2 separate regions of the Homo sapiens genome follow, and region 2 is linked to region 1. A link is a loop called in an ENCODE intact Hi-C map of the cell type or tissue named here. Cell type or tissue: endothelial cell of umbilical vein. All regions are shown on one strand. Each heading gives the region's core, and the rest is flanking DNA. Links, peaks and the distances in the headings are about the cores only.

What was found. A loop is a pair of places that touch in the nucleus more often than their neighbours do. Peaks named below come from ENCODE experiments on the same cell type or tissue, not always from the same donor. Only the 100,000 strongest peaks of a DNase experiment are listed, where the experiment ranks them.
Region 2: it touches region 1 in a loop (3-fold over the local background); 11 of 110 quality-filtered maps call a loop at or near these places.

Annotation. Positions count from the first base shown.
Region 1 is chr2:112,806,546-112,817,839 of GRCh38, reverse strand. LOC124907871 (a long non-coding RNA gene) reads left to right here. Exons shown (of 2, transcript XR_007087195.1): 2 at 1-771. Among named protein-coding and RNA genes, the nearest start is that of IL1B, 25 kb to the left of the region's middle. RefSeq lists an enhancer at 5,028-6,227. In endothelial cell of umbilical vein, for the core only: no CTCF peak of the experiment used is centred there; DNase peaks (open chromatin) are centred at 4,999 and 5,719; H3K27ac peaks cover 2,523 bases.
Region 2 is chr2:112,863,903-112,875,196 of GRCh38, reverse strand. No RefSeq gene overlaps it. Among named protein-coding and RNA genes, the nearest start is that of AMANZI, 30 kb to the right of the region's middle. RefSeq lists a silencer at 8,999-9,199. In endothelial cell of umbilical vein, for the core only: no CTCF peak of the experiment used is centred there; a DNase peak (open chromatin) is centred at 5,526; H3K27me3 peaks cover 894 bases.

The DNA of each region.
Region 1 (11,294 bases), core at 995-8,994:
TGACTCTCCCACCTTAGCCTACTGCATAGCTGGGATTACAGGCACAAACCACTGCATGCAGCTAACTTTGCTTCTCATTCCAGCACTTTTTATTCCACTGATTATATGTATATGTATATCTGCATCATCTCTCTCTCTCTCTCTCTCTCTCTCTCTATATATATATATATGGAAATATCTCTCTCTCTCTATATATATATATGGAAATATATATCTCAGTCTCTCCTATCCTCCTTTAATCAGTTTTGCTATCCTGTCAATTCCCCCAACGAGTGTGATGTTGTGAAATATATATTTGTTCTTCATCTCCTGTTTCCTGACATACAGCTTTTAAAAACCCTTGGAATCTCTGGAATAATAAGAGTGTCTTTTGCATGCTAATAGATGACTGCTGGCTGGCAGCCCCAATGCAGTAGCTTCATGATGGGGTTTGTCACAGGAAAGACCAAGGCAGGATTGGAGACTTGAGACTGTTAGCCCCACTCCCCAACCACTGGAGGGAGTGGAGGGGCTGAAGGTTGTGTCAGTCACCAATGGCCAATGGTTCGGTCAATCATGTGTACGTAATAAAGCCACTCTTAAAAACCCAAAAAGGACAGGGTTTGGAAGGGCTCCCAGATAGCTGGACACATGAAGGTTCCTGGAGGGTGGTGCCCCAGAGGGGCATGGAAGCTCCACACCCCTTCTCACATGCTTTGCTCTGCGCATCTCTTCATCTGGTGTTCATCTGTATCCTTTGTAATATCTTTTAGAATAAACTGGTAAACTTAAGTGTTTTCCTGAGTTCTGTGAGCTGCTCTAGCAAATTCACGGAACCCGAGGGAAGCAAACCCAGATTTATAGCCATCAGTCAGAAGCATAGGTGACAACCTACCACTTGTAACTGGCACCTGAAGTGGGAGGCAGTCTTGTGAGACTGAGCCCTCAACCTGTGGGATCTAACGCTAACTCCAGGTAGATAGTGTTGGAGTGAATTAGGACACCCAACTGGTGTCGGCTGCTGGAGGACTAGTGGTGGGAGAAATCCCCAAGCATTTCGGTGACTAGAGGTCACAGAAGAACTCAGTGTTGAGGTGTTGTGACAGTATGGTAGGGAAAACTGCGTCTGGTTTTTTCCTTTTACAATCAGTTAAATATTTAACACAAGTCTACTGTATATTAGTAAAAGGGTTACATTTTTTAATGTCTTGACAGTTGCACTTTGACAACTTCCATATCAATCACTTTTTTTCCTGTCCCTTTGGAACCAAAATCACTTGGGTTACCCTGAACCAGGCTGCAGCCTATTCCCCAGGCCTTGAAAGCTTTGAGGCCCTTCTGCCAGCCCTAATCCCTCTGAATACCAGGCCTCCTGGAGTTAAAAAATAGACTTGAGGCCAGGCCTGGTGGCTCACACCTGTAAGCCCAGCACTTTGGGAGGCAGAGGCGGGTAGATCACAAGGTTAGGAGTTCGAGACCAGCCTGGCCAACATGGTGAAACCCCGTCTCTACTAAAAATACAAAAAAAAATTAGCCGGGCGTGATGGTACACGCCTGTAGTGCCAGCTACTCAGGAGGCTGAGGCAGGAGAATTACTTGAACCTGGGAGGCAGAGGTTGAAATGAGTCAAGATCGTGCCACTGCACTCCAGCCTGGGCGACAGAGTGAGACTCCGTCTTCAGGGGAGTTAAAAAAAAAAAAAAAAAAAAGACTTGAACAATGAGGCTCCACTGGATGGATTTAGGGGAATTACAGGAAGCAGGACCTGACGGTGCAATGCCACACTCCACCTGTCCAGACTTGGACCTCACCAAGGGAGGTCTGTGGGGACAGGGAGAGGCCCTCTGCCTCCACCCCCTCCTCTACTCCCCAAACCCTGAGTCAGGCTGAATGTAGTAAACCTGGAACAGAAAAGTTCAGTTTGGCAATAGGTATCTGAAGGACTCCAGGTGCTTCTCCCTTGATTCAAAATTTTACTTATAAAAAAAATTATAAGAAAATTCTACTTAAAAGAAATAATCAGGGAGGTACAACAAATTGTACTTTTTTTTTTTTTTTTTTTTTTTTGAGATGGAGTCTCACTGTTGCCCATGCTGGAGTACAGTAGTGTGATCTCGGCTCACTGCAACCTCCGCCTCCTAGGTTCAAGTGATTTTCCTACTTCAGCCTCCCAAGTAGCTGCGATTACAGGTGTGTGCCACCACACCCGGCTAATTTTTGTATTTTTGGTAGAGACGGGGTTTCACCATGTTAACCAAGATGGTCTCGAACTCCTGACCTCAGGTGACCCACCTGCCTCAGACTCCCAAAGTGTTGGGATTACAGGGGTGAGCCACTAAGCCCAGCCATTGTACATATTTTGTGGGTATTTACTAAAACATTATTCAAAATAGTAAAAAAAAATTGAAATAAACTGGGGACTGGTTAAATAATTTTGGGTACAACCACATGATGGAATACTATACAGCCATTAAAAATTACATTGAGGCCAGGTGTGGTGGCTCATGCTTGTAATCTTAGCACTTTGGGAGGCCAAAGTGGGAGGATTGCTTGGACCCAGGAGCTCAAGACCAGCTTGGGCAATGTGGCAAAACCCTGTCTCTAAAAAAAAAATACAAAAAAAATTAAAAAGCTGGGTGTGGAGGCACACACCTCTAGTCCCAGCTACTCAGAGGGCTAAGGTGGGAAGATCACTTGAGCCGGGGAGGTCAAGGCTGCAGTGACCCAAGATCGGGTCATTGCACTCCAGCCTGGGCAACAAAGCAAGACCCTGTCTCAAAAAAAAAAAAAATACATTGAAGAATATCTTACGGTATGGATAAATATTCATTTTACAGTGATAGATGCAAATAAAAGCAAATTACAAAATATACAGTTTAATTCCAACTTTGATACTACATATGTATATATGAATACATGCATATGTTATGTATGTATATGTAAATATAACAATATATGTTCTATATATGGATATTATATATTTACACATACATACACACATATATAATATCTTCTCTAGAGAGCAGAAAGAGAGTAGACAGATAATGAAGATAGGATACAACTCCAGTCCAGCTCAACCTAGGGGACTTGTTTTAAAGCCTCAGGAGAGAGAAGTTGGGACTAGAAAGCAAGGCAGCTATTTGTAAGCATCTTTGTGTTTCATGCTATTGGGGTGGGAAACAACAGCACAACTTTTGAAAGCCCCTTTCTACTCACCCCACAAACTGCAGAGCAGCTTTAGGACCCTCAGAGTTCAAGAAGACCATTTGCAGAGTAGAAGAAGTAAAAACATGTATGAACTTGACCCTGAGCTCATGGACTGTGCCATGAGGGAAATTCCTAAAACAGCAGGAGAGGCCCTGGAGGAAGGCAGAGGCCCTGCATCAGCAAGTCCAGGCAAAAGCCTGCATTCCATAGATGCTCATCTCTCTGGCTGGTGAGGTCTAAAGACGTTTGGTCTCAATATTAAGTCTCGTGAGAGAGGTCACAAACCCAGTCCCTTGGCCACAAAAGGAAATAAATTCTGGCTTGAGACATTAGGGAGGAACAGGGCAAGGGGAGGTTCAAGAAAGTTTTAATGGATGAGATGATATTTAAGCAAGGCCCTGGAAAATGAGAATTTCAACCAATAGCCATATGGTAGGTCAGAAAGCAAAGATAAGGAGGGGGCAAGTGCAAGGGGCAACATCAGATATGACCAGGGTGTCGTGGGGCATGGCTGATGGAGAAGAAGATTAGACTGGAGTTTGGGAATGCCACAGTATCGAGGTTGGATTTAATCCTATGGGTAATAAAGCCAACTGTTCAACCCCCAACCCACTTGCAATATGGCTCCAAAATAGCAGGTGTTTGATAAAATGACTACTTTTACTCTACTATTCCCTCCCTCTTAAGAAGAAAAAGAAAGTGGAGGCTCAGAGAAAGGCAGTGGCTTGTCCCAATCACACTATGATTTGGCCACAAAACAAGAACGAAATGTTACACCCAAAAATGCTGCCTCCACCTCCCTTCCTTGCTTTCCTCCCTGCTGGACTACAGACTATCTCAAGAGTGACGTACACCATCAGGGCTTCAGCTTTTCCCCGAAACAATGCCAAAATATTAGCCATACGTCACTGTAGTAAGAGCCCTGAATCGGGAATCCCAGCTTTGACGCAGACATGCTGATTGACTCTGTGACCATTCTCTTCACTTCTCCACTCTATTCTTCCCCACCTGTAAAGTGAGGTCCTTTCCAGTTATAAAAACAGATGATGCTATTGTCCTGTTTTGTATCTAATCTTGCTGTGTTATAAAAAAAATAAGGCTCTGTACATTCATCTTGGCCAATTCCCTTCTTATCTCTACTTCCCACAGCCCCTTTTTGTACAGAAAACCAGCATTGTTCTTCTGGATCCATCTCTTAAGAAAGCGCTTTGCCTCCCCGGTTATTTAGGTGATAAGAAGTGTCCTAGATGACAGCCCTGGAATGGGCTGGAGGCAACAAAAAAGCAAGTGAAATAGACAGTTACAGCGACGACAATAATAACAACCAACACCTCTCACTAAAGAGAAAGAAATAAAAAAGAAAATTAAAATCTGCCGCAATGCCCACACAGTCATTGAATAGCTGCATGTGTACAGCACTTGGTTACTTTTACATACTTCATATTTTAGCCTTCAGAGCAGCTCACAGGGGTGGATTTAATTTTTAGTCCAGCTCCTGGCACGGTGCCTGGCACAAGTTTAATAAATGTTCTGTGAATAAATGACCCTCTTTTTAGATGAGGAAATCGAGGCTCAAGGAGAACAAGCAATGTAATGTCCCCCTCCTGTTCAGCCATCTGCCTTTCACGCCACTGAATGCAGTAGTCCTCCGTGCCCTGAACTTGACCCTCTTCTGCTTTTCGGACTGGTCCTTCTAATCCCGTTGTGACTCACTACACCACCTCTCCTGCATATGACGTCTACATTTTAAAACAAACCGTATGGAAATAACACATTAGTCGGCTTGCTCCCCCACCCCCGCAAAAAAAAAGGCCTCTTTATAACAGAAACTTCTCAGGCTGGTAGGGGAATTTTATTCCCCCATTTATGGTAGAAAGGCCCTAACCTTGGACCTCACGCCATAGCTATTCACATGGGGGAATGATGAATAACATGGGAAGCAGCATGTAACTCTCCTGGGCCCTAGTACAGACGAGTTACTCCCAGGCCGTCCTTTAACCATCAACCCCCTCCACAGAAAATGAGCTTTGGAATGTCTGCCCCAAATTGGGGTAGGGCTCCCCAGAACCATGGACATTCCTCATCTACTCCTTGGAAGTGGCAGGTCGGGTTTAGCACACAGTCTATAGAAAGTCTACACACATGGCAGTCATCTCTATCTATTGTGACAAATGGCTGGAACTCAAGCATACAATATACCCACTGGTTCTTCTTTTTTGACAGTGACATCAGGAACATTTGCATCTTCCATCCCAGGGAAAGGTAAAGAGAGTCAGGCCTTTAAACACAAAATTGATGGAGGCTCAGGTCTAATGAATTATTTCACTCATAGCTATTTTATTTTTCCTGCCAATAAAAATACTTAGAGACTGAGTTGGCAAATGAGAGCCTGAGACACGTGCGGGGAAATTCTGGTTCTGCTGCTGCTACTGCTACTGCTACTGCTACTGCTACTGCTACTGCTACTGCTACTGACTAATCACTCGGAATTCACTTTGTCTCCACCAGAACTCTGCCCCTACTTCCTTGGGAATTCCCCAGCACAGGAAGTTTGCAATTGCTTGATACCTTGCTGTTTCTAAGACCGGAAATGGAATATTTGTGGAACTTCCTTTGCCAGAGGAAATGGTGACCTTTAAACTTTCATTGAAAGAGAAGGAAGTGGGTGCGATACTACGGTTCCCTCTGTCAGTACTGTCTAGCAAGGCTAAGAATGATCCTTGGAGTGACCTCAGCAGAGTCCCTGAGAGACAGCTGGGCAGTAGCTCTACGGGTGTCCTGGGCCTAAGCCCCATCTGCCCTCCTCCCAACCCACCTTCCACTCTCAAGAGGCCTTGGATTCTATTTTCTAAGACCAGGAATGAAAAAGACTCAACAAGAACCTCACAGTCCCTACCTGAGCCTGCTTCCCAAGCCTGTCCTAGGGCTGTCCTTCCAACCCCCAGCCCATCAGCCTTGTGGCCTCCCTGTGTGTGGAAGGCACTTTCTTCCTGGCCACCAAAAACAGGTCCTCCCCGGACTTCAGGCTGCTCCTCATCAGCTGATGCCCTCCAGGTTCACACCTCCCAAAGTTCTCTTCCTGGCTCCAGGCCCTGGAATCCCCGTATTCAGCAATTCATCTTTGACTCCCTTCCTCTTTCCCCTCCCTTCTCTTCCCTGCCAGGAAGGCCCATTCCTGAGTGATGCCAGACATATCCCCATTTACCTCCACACCATCCTGCATTGAGTGGGAGCATCTCTTTTATCTCTGCAAGACCTCTCCATTACCCACGGGCTGGCAAGCTCTCCTCCTAAGAAGTTTCCCAAAGCAGATGCTTTATAGAAGCAGGAAAGGAGAAAAGGAAGAAGAAAGGGAGGGGAAGCTACTTTTTTACTGAATGCCACATGTAAACAATATATTGGGTCATCTGAACTTACCGAAGTACAAACCAGAAATGGCATTATTTTTTTCCAGTAACTGCCTTCAAACGTACTCTATCAGACCCCCCTGACATCTCAGGTCACTGCAGAACTTTCTGTTAAATAACTTGCATATATGAACAGTCTCAGAGGCCAAAAAAAAAAATAACAGCTATGCACTCTTGCACCTAATTCTGTACTTTTCGCCAAACGCCATTAAAATATTATAACATTAAAGGGATATTTAAATTCACGAATCCACAAGGATGGGGAAAACAAATGAGAAGACAGCAAGAGTGAGGGAGAAGGGGATACATTTCTTTGATCAATCAGGCAATTCCCTGGCATTCACATCACCGAGTTCATATTTGCAGTAGCAATTCAAGAGTTCTGAGCCTCACACAGGAGTATCTTTAAGAAAAAAAGAAAAAAATTTTTGGAAGGCTGGAAAGCAGTTGGGCAAATGGTAGCTGATCCTAAGGACCAATCGACATCTAGTACCTTTGGGAGTGGGATCACAGAGATGGTAAAATAAAAAAAGATTGCATGAAAGCTGGTTAAGAAATAGAAACACTTGGGCCGGGCACGGTGGCTCACGCCTGTAATCCCAGCACTTAGGGAGGCCGAAGCGGGCAGATCACGAGGTCAGGAGATCGAGACCATCCTGGCTAACATGGTGAAACCCCGTCTCTACCAAAAATACAAAAAAAATTAGCCAGGTGTGGTGGCGGGCGCCTGTAGTCCCAGCTACTCAGGAGGCTGAGGCAGGAGAATTGCTTGAACCCGGGAGGTGGAGCTTGCGGTGAGCCGAGATCGCACCACTGCACTCCAGCCTGGGCAACAGACAGAGCGAGACTCCGTCTCAAAAAAAAAAAAAAAAGAAAAAAGAAAGAAAGAAATAGAAACACTCCCCCACTCCGCAAAAAAATACATTCTGTATGTTTCCATTTATACAAAACTCTAGAAAATGTAAACTAGGCCAGGAGTCATGACTCATGCCTGTAATCCCAACAATTTGGGAGGCCAAGGAGGGAGGGCTGCTTGAGGCGAGGAGTTCGAGACCAGCCTGAGAAACATAACAAGACCCCATTTTTATTTAAAAAATTTTTTAAGCCAGTTGTGGTGGTGTACCCCTGTAGTCCCAGGTACTCAGGAGGCTGAAGTGGGAGGACCACTTGAAACTAGGAGTTCAAGGCTGCAATGAGCTATGATCGCACCACTGCACTCCATCCTGGGCAACAGAGTGAGACCTTGTCTCAAAAAAAAAAAAAACCCACAAAATGTAAACTAATCTATAGTGACAGAAAACAGGTGGTTGTTTGCTTGGCAATGAAGGAAGGGAGGAGAAGGAATTAAGAAGAAGCTTGAGGTAACTTAGGAGGTATATTAGTTCCTTGTCACACTGCTATAAAGAGCCACCTGAGACTGGGTAATTTATGAAGAAAAGAGATTTAACTGACTCACAGTTCTGCAAGCTGTACAGGAGGCATGGTTAGGGAGGACTCAGGAAACACATCATGGCAGAAGGGCAAAGAAGAGGCAAGCACATCCTCACATGGCAGCAGGAAAGAGAGTGAGTGAAGGGGAGCTCATGAGAGCTCATTCACTATCTCAAGAACAGCAAGGGGGAAGTGCACCCCCACAATTCAATCACCTCCCACAAAGCCCCTCCCCCAGCATTGGGGATTACAATTCAACATGAGACTTAGGTGGGGACACAGAGCTAAACTGTATCAGGAGGTGATAAATATATTCACTATCTTGATTGTGGTGATGTTTTCACAGGGTTATATCAAAGTATAAGTTGCACAATTTAAATATGTGCTCTGTTTATTGTATGTCTATTTTACAACAATAAAGCTGTTCCTTAAATTTCTTTTTTGAGACAGGGTTTTGCTCTGTCACCCAGGCTGGGGTAGAGTGGTGTAATCACAGCTCACTGCAGCCTTGACCTCCTGGGCTCAATAAAGCTATTCTTTTAAAATGCTGGCAGAGCTGTGAGAAAATTCTTATTTGTTGCTAGTTGATTCAGTCTTTTTGGAGGACAGCATGACAATTATTTAACTTCTGAATAATCATAAAATGATATTAATGGGGGAAAAATAAATGGTTAGATTTTCAGGTCATCTTTCCCATACTAGCAGAAGACAGAGAGTTAAGGTAGGAGATTACTAAAAACAAGATGATCATTGAAAGGATTCAGCATGATGTTGAATACTCCAGCCCTTCTCCCTCACATTACACACAGAAGGCTGGTAGCCAGGCCTTTATCCTCCAGGCAGGAGATCAAAAGAGCCTTTCCCAGGGAATCAGGCCTATACTAATAGTAGGGGTCCCAAACCCATTGGCCTTGCCAGGACATCAAGCAATGACACTCACAGCCAACAAGCCTCACCCATGTATTCAGAGTTTCCAATCAGCTTTCCAGTTGCCCACTCTCAAAAATCTAGTATTACTAAACGTCTGCAGAAAGTTTCTAGCAAGATAGAGATCAAAATAAAACAACCCAAAAAAGCAGAAAGGGGAAAAAAGACTTGGTAAAGAGAAGAAAACTTTTAAAAAATGTCAGATTCAGTGGCTCACACCTGTAATCCCAACACTTTGGGAGGCTGAGGCAGGAGGATTACTTAAGCCCAGGAGTTCAAGACCATACTGGGCAACATAGCAAGACCTCGTCTTTATTAACAATTTAAAAATTAGTGGCCGGGTGCAGTGGCTCACGCCTGTAATCCCAGCACTTTGGGAGGCCAAGGTGGGCAGATCACAAGGTCAGGAGTTCAAGACCAGCCTGGCCAACATGGTGAAACCCTGTCTCTACAAAAATACAAAAATTAGCTGGGCATGGTAGTGTGTTTCTGTAATCCCAGCTACTCAGGAGGCTGAGGCAGGAGAATTGCTTGAACCAGGACCCAGGAGGCAGAGGTTGCTGTGAGCCCAGATTGCACCACTGCACTCCAGACCGGGCTACAGAGTGAGACTCCACCTCAAAAACAAAAAAATTAGCTGGGTATGGTGACACATGCCTGTGGTTCCAGCTACTTGGGAGGCTGAAGCAGGAGGATAGCTTGAGCTCAGAGATCAAGGCTGCAGTGATCCATGATCACACCACTGCACTCCAGCCTGAGTGACAGAGTAAGACACTGTTTTGAAAATAAAAATAAATAAAAATTTAAAAACTATTATTAATATCTCCAGAGTAATAAGATAGTAGAACTGTCAATTGAAGACAAAATACTATGGGGGAAAATGTGAGGAAGAGAGAGGTGTATTCAAAGTAAAAAATATATAGTAAAAGAAATGAAATTCAATAAAAGAGTTGGGAGATAAGGTTAAGCAGGTCTCTCGGAAAGTAAAGCAAAAGGATAAAGACTTAGAAAATGAAGTAAAGTCAATAGGAATATTAGAGGACAGATCTAAGAGACTCGGGGCTGAAAACAGACCAGAGAAAGACACAAGAAAAAGGAAGTAATAAAGTTTGTAGAACTTGAAGAACACATGTTTTTCCCGATTAAATGGCCCACTGAGTGTCTACCATAATGAATGAAGAAAGACCTACGTCATGAAATTTCAGAACACTGTAGATAAAGAGGCAATCCTACAACACTCCAGACAGAAAACAACAATCACATGGAAAAAATCAGGCATTTGAATGGTGTCAGACTTCTCAGCAGCAATATTGGAAGCCAGAAGAAAATGGAGCAATGTCTTATAAATCAGGAAGGAAAATTAATTAGAATTCTGTACCCAGCTGAACTATCTACCAAATGTCAGGATAGGATAAATATATTGTCAGATATGCAAGTTTCTAAAGAAAATTTTTCTCCCTACACATCTTTTCCCAAGAGGCCACTGAAGGGAATGCAGCAAAAAAAAAAAAAAAATACTCAAGAAACAAGAAGAAAGATCCAAGACTGGAATGAGGTGAAGGCAATCCTGATGGTGAAGGGAGATCCCAGGATGAAAGCAGGCACAGCAACAAGGAGCCACCAGTCCAACTTGGAGCAGGTCAGAGAGCGCTAGGAATTTTTTTTTCCTAAGATAAAAAGAAACTGCCTAATACATCTGAATGTCTTAAGAGGAGATTTAAATAATTCGTGAAAAGTTTAAAGTGAAATTAATGATAATCAGAGGTGGATTTACTGTAAAGTTAATCAAATTTAAATTTCAGAACACTTAATCTGCAAGAGTCCTTTCCAAGACCCTATACCTAATTTTGTGTTTACAATTTTATATTTGTTTTCTTAAAGAAGACCACCAATATAAACTATATCCAGCCTTCATGATAAGTACATAGGAAACTATGCAAATAAGGGGGAAAAAAAACAAAGAAAAATACCTAGTTTACTAATGGTTCACTTCTGAATAGCACATATTCATAATGATACAAGCACTCATTACTAGTCTAAGAAAATGAAGATATAATTGCATTAGGAAGATCAAGAGGTAGGAAATGTGGATGTGTGTGGTATAGACTAGGGCAGGACAAAGAACCTAAATCCTCATTTTCTAAAGATAATTGTTAATACGTAAAACTCAAAATTCAAGAAGTAACAGTAAAAGCGGTCATTAAGAAACAAGCACTAAACACCAGATAGGAAGCGAGAGATGGGGGAAGAGGGCAAGAATCTGATTATTTTTTGCAACAAATTTTGTAAAACCATTTGACTGTTTACATGTAGAACTTGGATCTTTTTTAAAAAACACAAAAT
Region 2 (11,294 bases), core at 2,034-10,033, 56 kb before region 1:
AAACATGGGAAAGTGTCTTTAAAAATGTAAATTGATGTTATTAACTCTTATTTTAATTCATTCATGTGAGTCAGGATCAGTTGGGACAGTTTTATGAGGGATGAGTGATTTCCAACACTGTGAAACACAGAGTGCTTTGCTCCATTTATCTTCTTAGAAAACTACATTTTAATCACTTGATTTCATTTTGAAGACAAACTAGATTCACATTTATAGAGGACAGAAGAATAAGCATTTTTCCACACGTAGATTTTACCGTCATATTCTAGGAAAGGCCTTACAAAACAAATGGCCATGCTGTTTGATTATTGCCAGAAATAGTAGCTTCAGAATAACTCTTCTAAAACCAAAGCCATCGTTTATGAAGATATCTCCAAATATCTGATAAGCCTACAACTAAAGCTAAACCACCAACTAAAGTATTAATGAAGAAATGTAAAACAAGCTTCTTGAATGCATGATAAAAATTCTCCAAGTGTTAGCCTCATTAGCAAGAGTCTGCATCAACAAAATTCCTGTCCTCAGTTCCCTACACTAAAGGTAAATGTATATGGGGTAAATGATGCAGCTATAAGTCCCCAAAAATAACGTCATGATAAAGTCCCACCTGAGCATGAGGTGGACCACATTCTTACATTGTTTAAAAATGGAAGATTTTGTCTTTGCACCTTTCCCTGCTCTTTTTTGGCCCTCAGGGGAAGGTTCCATGTTCTTTCACATGGCACAACCTTACCTTTGTTATGGTTCCCCATCTCCTGGTTCCAATAGAAAGAAAGAATGAATGGCCCAGAAGTGGAATATGTCCATTTAGATACAGTTTAATTTCAGTCAATAGCCATTTATTAAGCACTCACTGTGCCATGAGGAATGAGCAAATAAAAAAGAAATGACCCAACCCTTCAGGAGCTCTCAGGGTCTAGAAAAGAGTAAAAGCAGACACAAAGTCAAAAACTGTGGCACAGATGTGATCAATAATATAATGGAAGTAGAAAAAAAAAGTGTAATCAAAGAAAATGGGACAGGGAGTAACCCCAACTGGACATCGTCTTGGAGTAGATGGGGTGCTAAGACAAGAATTCAATAGCAGAATATGTATGAAGTAGTTATTCCAGGCAGAGAGAATGATTTGAGCTGACAGAACATGGAATTTGAATCAAGAACAGTGAGTAGTAGCCCAGAGTATGCACTGCAGTGTGGTGGAGGATAAAGATGCAAAGGTAGAGGAGAGTGTGGAGGGCTTTGAATTCCGGACTCAGGGGTTTGTGTGTTATTCTACGTGACAGCAACTTTTTATAATTTAGGCTTCCACTAAATTTTTGTAAATGTTCTGCATAAACTCAAAACTAGTATGTATTCTCTAATTCTTGGGTACATATCCAATATATGTTCATTAAATCAAAAGTGTTCATTGCATTAAGTTTTGTCATTGTCTTTTGTCTGTTTGACCTTTACATAATCGAAAGAAGTAAGTTGAAATCCCTCTGCGATTATGGATTTATACATTTTTCATTAGTGCCATACTAGTTTTGTTTCACTTAAATAGTTATTTGAGGCCAGGCACCGTGGCTCACGCCTATAATCCCAACACTTTGGGAAGCCGAGGGGGGCAGATCGCTTGAGCCCAGGAGTTTGAGACCAGCCTGGTAACATGGTGAAACCCCATCTCTACAAAAAATACAAAAATTAGCAGGGCTTGGTGGTGTGTGCCTGTGGACCCAGCTACTCATGAGGCTAAGGCAGGAAGAAAGCTTGAGCCTCAAGAGGTGGAGGCTGCAGTGAGCTGAGATCAAGCCACTGCACTCCAGCCTGAGCAACAGAACAAGATCCTGTCTCAAAAAAAATAAATAAATAAAGTAAATAAAATAAAACTATTTGATTACAAGTTTATAATTGTGTCTTTCTGGTGAATTAAACCTTTCATCATCACAAGTTGACTCACAATAATGCATCTTATCTTAGAGCCTATTCTGATCAGCACTACTACAGTCACTAGAATTTTTTGATGTTGTTCATTTGTTTTCATCTTTTAATGGTGATTTAGTGCATCAGTGATATTTCTGGACCTGTTTCTTCTACCTTTTTCTTTTCCACTTCTATTTGTCCCGCTTTTTCTATGCTTTGATTTTCTCCTTCCGAACCTTTTCTTTCTTTTTTTTTTTTTTTGATTGACTGAGATGTTTTTTGGTCAGTTTTCTTATTCCATATTTTTCCCTTGACTGTTTCAGAAGTTATACTCTCTATTTCTATTTTTTTATGGTTATCCTTAAAGTTTTTCACTGTGTAAGTGACGGTCAAAAATTAATATATTGACTCCCCTCTAGAAGGATAGAAGGACCCTAGAACTTTAACCTTCAAGTAATTCCTGAATCCTTTCCAGCATGCTTGTTTTCTAGTATTTTAATTCTGTCCTTTTCTTTATCCTTATCAACTCATTATTAATAGCATCATTGTCATTATTATCATTTATGCAGGCAGTTTTTTTAATTCACCTATAATTTTAACAATTTCTTTGTTCATAATTCCTTTTTGCATCTCAGACCTTCCTTAGGAATTGTTTTCCTTCTTCCTAAAAACTGCATTTAAAAGTCCATTTAATGAATGCTTGTTGGTGGTAAACTCTCTCAGTTTTGTTTATTTGAAAACATTTTTATATTACCTTCATTACTTTTTGTTAATGTTGATATTTTGTATAAGGCAGCAATTTTCACCCTTTTCACCCTTATTCTTCAAAGATAGATTAAATACGCATTTTGAAAATACTGTTTCACTGAATTTGGTTTCCATTGTTGTTGTTGAGTAGTCTGCCATTGTCATTTCTTTCTAAGTCTGACTTTCTTTTTTTGCTGATTTTAAGATCTTCTCTTTGTCTTTGTTGAGTATTATTATTACAATTTGTTCATAGTATATTTATTTATCCTCCTCAGTGTACATTGTTTTCTCTACTGGTAAAGTCATAGTTTGTGTTGGTTCTGAAAAATTCTCAGCCACCTCTTTAAATATTGCCTTGTTCATTCTCTCTATTCTCTTCTTCCAAAATTCCAGTTAGACCAATGTTAATTCTCATTCTACCCTCCCTATAATTTAACCTCTTTTATAATTCCTGTGTACTTTTGTAAATTCCCATTTTTTCTATCTATGCTGAATTCTGATTTCCTCAGAACTACCTTCCAGTTCATTAATCATTTCTTCAGCTATTTAACCCATCCACTAAGATATGTATTTCAACAATTATACTTTTTTACTTATAGATTACTTCATTTTTTTAAACCTGCCTAGTTTTATTTTTAAATTATGCCTTTTATTTCCTTAGATGTTTTCTAAATAATTATATGTTATATCAACCCTTCCCTTGACTAAATGTGCAACCTTAGACAATTGACTTTATTTCTCTGCTGTGTTTCCTCATCTGTAAAATAGGAATAATTATTGTACCTCCTTCATAGAGATATCGGATTAAATGAGTTACTGTGTTCGTACCAGACAATGTCTTATCAGGAAACAGAAACCAGTCTGGCTATTTCAATCAGAGAGAGAAGTACACACAGGGAAGTCAGTTACAAAATTAGAAGTGGAGGAGCAAAAACGGGGAAGATTGTGGGACCCAGAGATCAGGAACTACAGAAAGCTGCTACTGCACCTGCAGGACCCAAGGCTCCTCTGAGCTTCCACAGAGCCATGCAGCCACTCCAGTAGCCCCTGGTCATCTACTGGCCACTGTCCCTTTAGGAACCTTGCTCGTCTCAGTCCCATGCCTTTAACTCCACACTGTGAGAAGGCTACTTACCTGTGACTGCCACTGTTACTGCCCATTTTGCATGTGCTGCCAGAGGCACAGCCAAGAACAGAATAGCTGCCTCTTCCTTTCTACCTTTTAATCTAGTGCAAATTAAGAGGGCACAGTAGGAGGGTGAGTGTGAAGCTGAGTCGGTATCTGGCACAATGTGCAAAATTCTTAGAACCCAGCACACAGTAAGTACTAGATGCATGTTTGCCATTGTGGCAGTTTTATTCTATATTCAGGAATTCTAACAGCTGAAGACTTAGAGCATCCCAGCTGGTGGTTATTGTTTCTGTTTATTCTCATTCACGTCACTCATGAATTTGTTTATTGCTCTGTGTGTTTGGTGACCTTTGTCTGTGAGCTTGTACATGATTGATCTTAGTCTGTGGGAGTTGTACTGGCTGAATTGGGGAACTTGCCTCCAGAGAGGATTTGTGTCTGCTTCGGGTGGAAGGGCAAGGAAATGCCAACAACCTGAGACCACTTTATTCTGCCTCAAAGGCCCCGGATTGAGGCAGGCCCCTGGGTTCAGCACCCGCTCTTGCCACTGGCACATAATTAAAGAGGCCCATTGATTGCAATGCTTATACAAGTGTTTTCCCTCAGAGAGGAAGACTGCCTTTGACGTGTGTTTACCTGCCGCTCACCACCCTTCCTACTTAAGCCCACTTGGAGGGGGTAGGGAGAGGGGGACAGAAAGAGGATTTTAAGAGATCTCCTTTCCTTGCTGTTCATCCAGAAATGCATTTCAAAATGTGTTTTATCTAAGCCTTACTCATTTTGAGTAAGGAAGACCCTGCAGTGTCTACATTCAACCATGTTGCCAAAAGCAGACATCTGTATTTTATTCAATAGACAAAGGAGGAACCATTAACCAATGGGGGCCAGGGGATGATGGGACCCAATCTCAGTTTTAGAAAGAAAACCAGCAATAAAGCAATCTGATTTTTTTTTTTTTGAGACGGAGTCTCACTCTATCGCCCAGGCTGGAGTACACTGTTGCAACCCCAGCTCACTGAAACCTCCGCCTCCTGGGCTCAAGCAATTCTTCCACCTCATCCTCCCAAGTAGCTGGAACTACAAGCACGCACCATCACACCTAGCTAATTTATTCTTTTTGGTTGTTTTTTTTTTTTTTTTTGTATTTTTGGTAGAGATGGGATTTCACCATGTTGCCCAGGCTGATCTCAAACTCCTGAGCTCGAGCAATCCACTCACCTTGGCCTCCCAAAGTGCTGGCATTACAGGCATGAGCCACTGTGCCCAGCCAAGCAATCTGATTCTTAAGTTAGTTTTCTATGTCTTTTAAAATAAAAGTACAAGAATCATCATCCCCAGAAAGGTATGTGAATGGCAATCACATTCAGATTTTCTAGAAAAGTCCAAATTTCAAGTATTTAACCTCATACTTCTCACATATGTATTTGTCAGAACTCTAATCCTAATTTGAGCTTGAGCAGATACAATCACTGTAAATATGGTCTTCATCAAAAATGTAATACATTGGCATTCTGGCTTATTAATCAATTCCTTGTGAATCTGAGTATTGTTACTTAGACCACAAAGAATTGGATCCCTGACAGTTCAGTAGAAACAAGCACTACCTAGGCAAGTAATGCTGCAGGCAAGCATTTGAACAGTCGTGGCCTCATAAAGGGCAGACACACCCCTGGCAGCCAGCCAGGCTCATTAACAGCAACCCAGAGACTTGCCGAGGTCCTTCTAAGAATCTGATTTCATGAGTCACGCTCCATGGGCACACCCCAAATTTCTGTTTGTTTTGGAAAACTCAGTTACCCTTTACAAAGAATAACTCCTATAAATGATAATGAGAATAATTAAAGCTACATGTGCAAAAACAATTAACTTATTACTGATGCTATCAGCGGATGTTGTCAACTAATAAATCTGTCAAGTTGGCAAGTGAAGAAAGGTGGCATGCTTTCAAACATAAATATAAAATGTTTAAGGAAGAAAAACTGGTAGGCATAACCGCGCCCAATTGTACTGGTTGCATTTCAAATGTCCTGGTCGCACTGATGCATATGCTTGACATGACAGGCAGCACCAGGAAGGAAAGGGAGAGGGCTTGGAAGGAGGAGGGTGCAGCCCCAGGATGGGTGGCTGGAGTGAACTGGGAGACAAAGGCAGGATTTATTTCAGAGGCAGGGCCCACAGAACACTCATGGATAGGTGGGATGTTGAGGGAACAGGCAGAAATCCAAGAGAAGGACTTAGATTTTTTACTTGAGCAATTGGGTAACTGGAAGAACATTTGGTAAGAACTGAGGAACTGGGGGAGGAACAGGAATATCAAGAGTTCTGTGTAGGACATGTTAAGTTGAAGGTGCTTACAGGATAGCCAGATGAAGCATCAGGTGTGCAGTCAAAGATATGAGTCTGGAGCAGCACATCCTAAGTCACCTCCTGCACCAACACAGAACTTCCAGGCCACTCACTTGAGCTCTCCCAAATAGTTTCCAAGTGTCATTATGTTAATAACCTATGAGCTTGAACACCAGATTCAAACCCCACTGCATGGCTTTTAAAGACCATCTCAAGGGCTTGACACTCCAGGGAGCCAACTAAAGATGCCTGGTCCTACCATCAACCTCCACCCCATTTTTTATAGAAAATGTTTCTACCTGTCCTAAGGCAGGGTCCTGCCCCACTCCCAGGCCCCTTTAGATCCCCAATATTCCTCCTCCCTGAACCAAAACCCTCATCATCTTCCAGCATGGGTGGGGCCTCCATTCTTGCTTCTGCTCCCCTGAGCAGAAGCAAGTTTCTCCCAACTTGACCTGATTCTCCTCCTAAGTACCAGTCACTGCTTTGTTTCTGGAATGAGAGAAAAAGACAGAGTGAGAGAGACAATCCAGAACTCTTGCTCACTCACAGCTAGGCTGGGCATCTGGGAGGATGGCTGTGTCCATGGGAACCTGGGAAAAGCCACACCCTTGGCACCCTGGTCACCCACCTGTCTCCCTGGCAGATTCCGCACTGCTCTCTTGCACCCTCTACCAGGGCTAACCGGCCTGCTCACTCTCCCCAGCATGTCTTCCCACGCCCACTCTCTAATTATTACATTCCCTTCACATAAACTGCCCTTCTCTCCCAATCACCACATGTTCACTTCCCACCCAGCTGTCAAAGTCTGGCTCAACCTCATTCTTGAAAAGGAAAAAACAAACAAACAAACAAACAAACAAGCAAAAAACCTATGATGGATTAAGAACACACTTCATTCCAGGAACATGCTTATCTCCTCTAACTCTCACAACAACTACAGCAGGTAGGTGTTATCACACCCATCTCTCAGGTGAGAAAACAGGCTCAACGAGTGCAGGAGGACACAGCAAGTCAGTGACAAAGCTTAAATTCAAGCCCAAGCCTGTTGGCAACCAACGTCTGTACCCTTGATAGCTACCTCATTTACCACCAAATCCAGTGGCCTCAGGCCTGGCTGCACACTGGGATCACCTGGTGCCCAGACCACATCTTAGACCAGTCATACAGAATCTCTTGGGCTGGGATCCTCCACGGTACATTTTAAGGGTCCCCAGGTGAGTCCACCATGGACCCAGAATTGAGAACCACTACCCTATACCATCTCCTTCTTCATCTCTTCTAAGGCATCTCTTACTCGCTGTGAACTCCCATACCACTTTGTTCAATCATCCAATCATTCATTCATTGAGTCAGTTAGTCAGGAGCTACTCACTAGTCCCCTGCCAGGTCCTAGTCATGACATAGGGCTCTGGGGACCAACAAGAAGCAGGACCCATGCCTCCTGCTCTCATGGAGCTTGCTCTGCAGCAGAGGAAGCAGTCAGTGAGATGTAGCAAATGTGAAATGTGCACAGATGGGAAAAGCAAAACTTTAAAACTTTTAGGACAAAATACACAAGAAATCTTTGCAACTTTGGGACAGGAAGGAACAACATTCCTTACACATGACACCAAAGGAATCAACCATAAATAAAAAGGTGATCAATTTGACCTCATTTAAGTGTTAAGCTTTTTTCATTGAGAGACACCATTAAAAATTAAAAATACATGCCACAAACTGGGATACAATATTTACAACACTTATGTCTCACAAAGGATTAGTTTTCAGAATATATAAAGAACTCCCGGCCGGGTATGGCCGCGCACGCTGGAATCTCAGCACTTTGGGAGGCCAGCGGATCACATGAGGTCAGGAGTTCAAGACCAGCCTGGCCAACATGGCAAAACTCCGTCTCTACTAAAAATACAAAAATTAGCCAGGCATGGTGGCGGGTGCCTGTAATCCCAGCTACTCAGGAAACTGAGGCAGGAGAATCACTTGAGCCCAGAAAACAGAAGTTGCAGTGAGCTGAGCTCACATCACTGTAAGCCTCGGTGACAGAGTAAGACTGTCAAAAAAACGAAAACAAAAACAAAAACTCCTACAAATAAATAAGAAAAAAATAGCCCAGCAGGAAAAAGTATATACATTTCATAAAAGAATAAATACATTCTCTCAGTTTTCTAACATATATTTTTTAAGAGTAAATACAAATGGCTAGGAAACATTTTTTTAAATGCCCAACCTCATTAAAAATTATAGAAGTGAAAATTAAGCCACAATAAGATACGATTTTATACCAAATACAGTGTCAACACTTTGCAAGTCTGACCTCACCAAGTGTTACCAGACGTGTGCACTGACGTGGCTGCTGAGATACTGATGGTGGGTGTGTAAATCTGTACTACAAACAATTGCAATAAAATGTAATAAATATACAATAGGTGGAGCAGGAAGTGACCTGCAACCATATAGCAGATAGGGCAGGAAAAAGCCTATGAAAGCTGACATCAAAGGGATAAGTTCCAGTTACCCAGCTGAAGGGAAGGAGGGTGTTTCAGATAGAGGAAGGATAAGCATGACCTATTCAAGGCCAGTGAAAGAAGCGTGCAACGGCCAAGTCAGGAGAACCTGAAATTGTGTCAAAGAGCTTGGATGCAAAGAGCCGTGGGAGACTATTGGGGGTTTTAAGCAGGGATATAATATTCATTCAAGCATGCAGTAAAAGGTCACTGGCACCTGCCATGGGCCAGGACTCGGGCTCTACATGATTGCGTCTGTTTTGGAAATATCACCCTGGCTGTGAGATGAAGAACAGGTAGGAGGGTCACAAAACTTGAAGCAGAGAGACTGTTGAGGAAGTAAGCTGTTTTTGTGTGGACTGTGGCAATCACAGAGGCAGAGGATATAAATGCACAGAGACACAAGGCATGTGGGAGGCAGAAGGAATCAAATACAATGAGTGATCAGATGTGGGGTTAGAGTGGTGAGTGAGAAGACATACTCAAGGTGACACGCCCAGGTATCTGGGTGGATGGTAAGACATTCATGGACTAGGAATCGAGGAGGAGGGTGGGGAATGGACAATACGTGCAGTTTAGAAGGGGTAGACAAAAGAAGATTATACAGGAGACTGAGAGAGGAATAGACAAAGGAATCCCGGTGCAGTATTACAGAAACTGGGGTGGGAGGGGGTTGTAGTTCAAGAAGGAAAGAAAATTGTCAAATAGTATGAAATGCTGCAGAGAAACTCACGGATTTTTTTTTTAAGCTTAGAATTATTCATTGACTATGTGAATAAGAATAACTTTTATGAAAGAAGTTTTGCTTAAGTAGTAGGAAGAAGCAAAATTGTTGAGGGCTGATGAGTGGGAGGAGAAGTAAGTGAAGGCACTCTTTCAAGAGAAACAAAGCAGAAGGTGAGGAGAATACTAATGAAGGAGTTACGGCCTTCACTATTTTGTTTTGCTTTAGATAAGCAAGACTTGAGTGGGTCTGGTGAGGAGAAACAAGTAGAGTACAAAGTTAAAGGAGAGACAGACAGAGATAGAGATAGGGACAGAGAGAGAGACAGAGACAGAGCACAAAAGAGCAAGGTCCCTGAGAACACGGGCCTTCTGTTTAAACCCCAGCCAGATGTATTGCAATTCAATTCCAGTACTAACCACCCAGAGTTTGTGTAGACTCTACAAGTTAAAGAGCATGGTCCCCAACAAGACTGCTTCTACGTCAGATGCCAGGCACACTTCAGGGGTCCCCAAGCCACTCATGTTTTTTGAATGACTGCCATAAGTTCAAAAATTCCCACAATTCTCTCAGATTCAATAACTGGGTATAACAACTCATAGAACTCAAGAAAATGCTATCATTATTATTACAATTTTATTATAAAGGATACAAATCAGAAGGACTAGCCAAATGAGGAGACACATAGAGAGAGGACTAGTAAAAAACAGAGCTTCTGCGTCCTACCTTCAAGGAATCAGGATGCACCACCCTCCCAGCACATCAAGTGCTCATCAACCAGGAAGTTCCTCTGAGCTCCAATGTCCAGAGATTTTAGGGAGGATTCATTACATAGGTATCATTGATTAAATCATTGGCCATGTACTTGAACTCAATCTCCAGTGTCCCTCTTCTCCCTAGAGGTCTGAAGGGTTGGCTAATATCATGTGGCTCAAAGCCCCAACTCTAATTACCTTTTTGGTCTTTTCAGGGACTAGACCCCATCCTGAAGCTATCTACAGGCCCTGCCATGAGTTAGCTCATTAACATAACAAAGACACTTATATTACTCAGAAAATTCCAACAGTTTTAGAAGCTCCATGTCAGGAACCTGGGACATAGATCAAATTCTTTTTTTTTTTTTTTTTTTTGGAGACAGGGTCTTGCTGTGTTGCCCAGGCTAGAGTGCAACGACAGATCACAGCTCAATGCAGCTTCAACTTCCCAGGCTTAAGTGACCTTTCCACCTTAACCTTCCAAGTATCTGGGACCACAGAAAATGGCTAATTATCCTGGCTGATTTTTAAACTTTTTTTTTTTGTAGGGATGGGATCGCCCTGTGTTGCCAAGGTTGGTCTCAAACTCCTGGGTTCAAGCAATCATTCTGCCCTGGCCTCTGTGATGGTTAATACTGAGTGTCAACTTGATTGGATTGAAGGATACAAAGTATTATTTTTGGGTGTGTCTGTGAGGGTGTTGCCAAAGGAGATTACATTTGAGTCAGTGGACTGGGAAAGTCCACCCTTTCCCAGTGGACTGGGAGACCCACCCTCAATCCAGGTAAACACAATCTAATCAGCTGCCAGTGTGGTCAGAATAAAAGGAGGCAGAAGAACAGGGAAACACTAGACTGGCTTAGTCTTCCAGCCTACATCTTTCTCTCATGCTGAATGCTTCCTACCCTCGAACATCAGCCTCCAAGTTCTTCAGTTTTTGGACTCTTGGACCTTCAACCACAGATTGAAGACTGCAGTGTTGGCTTCCCTGTTTTTGAGGTTTTGGGACTCAGACTGGCTTCCTTGCTCCTCAGCTTGCAGATGGCCAATTGTGGGACTTTAACTTGTGATCATGTGAGTCAATATTCCTTAATAAACTCAGATATATATATATGTATCAGACATATATATATATCCTATTGTATATTATATACAGATATATAATATCCTATTATATACAGATA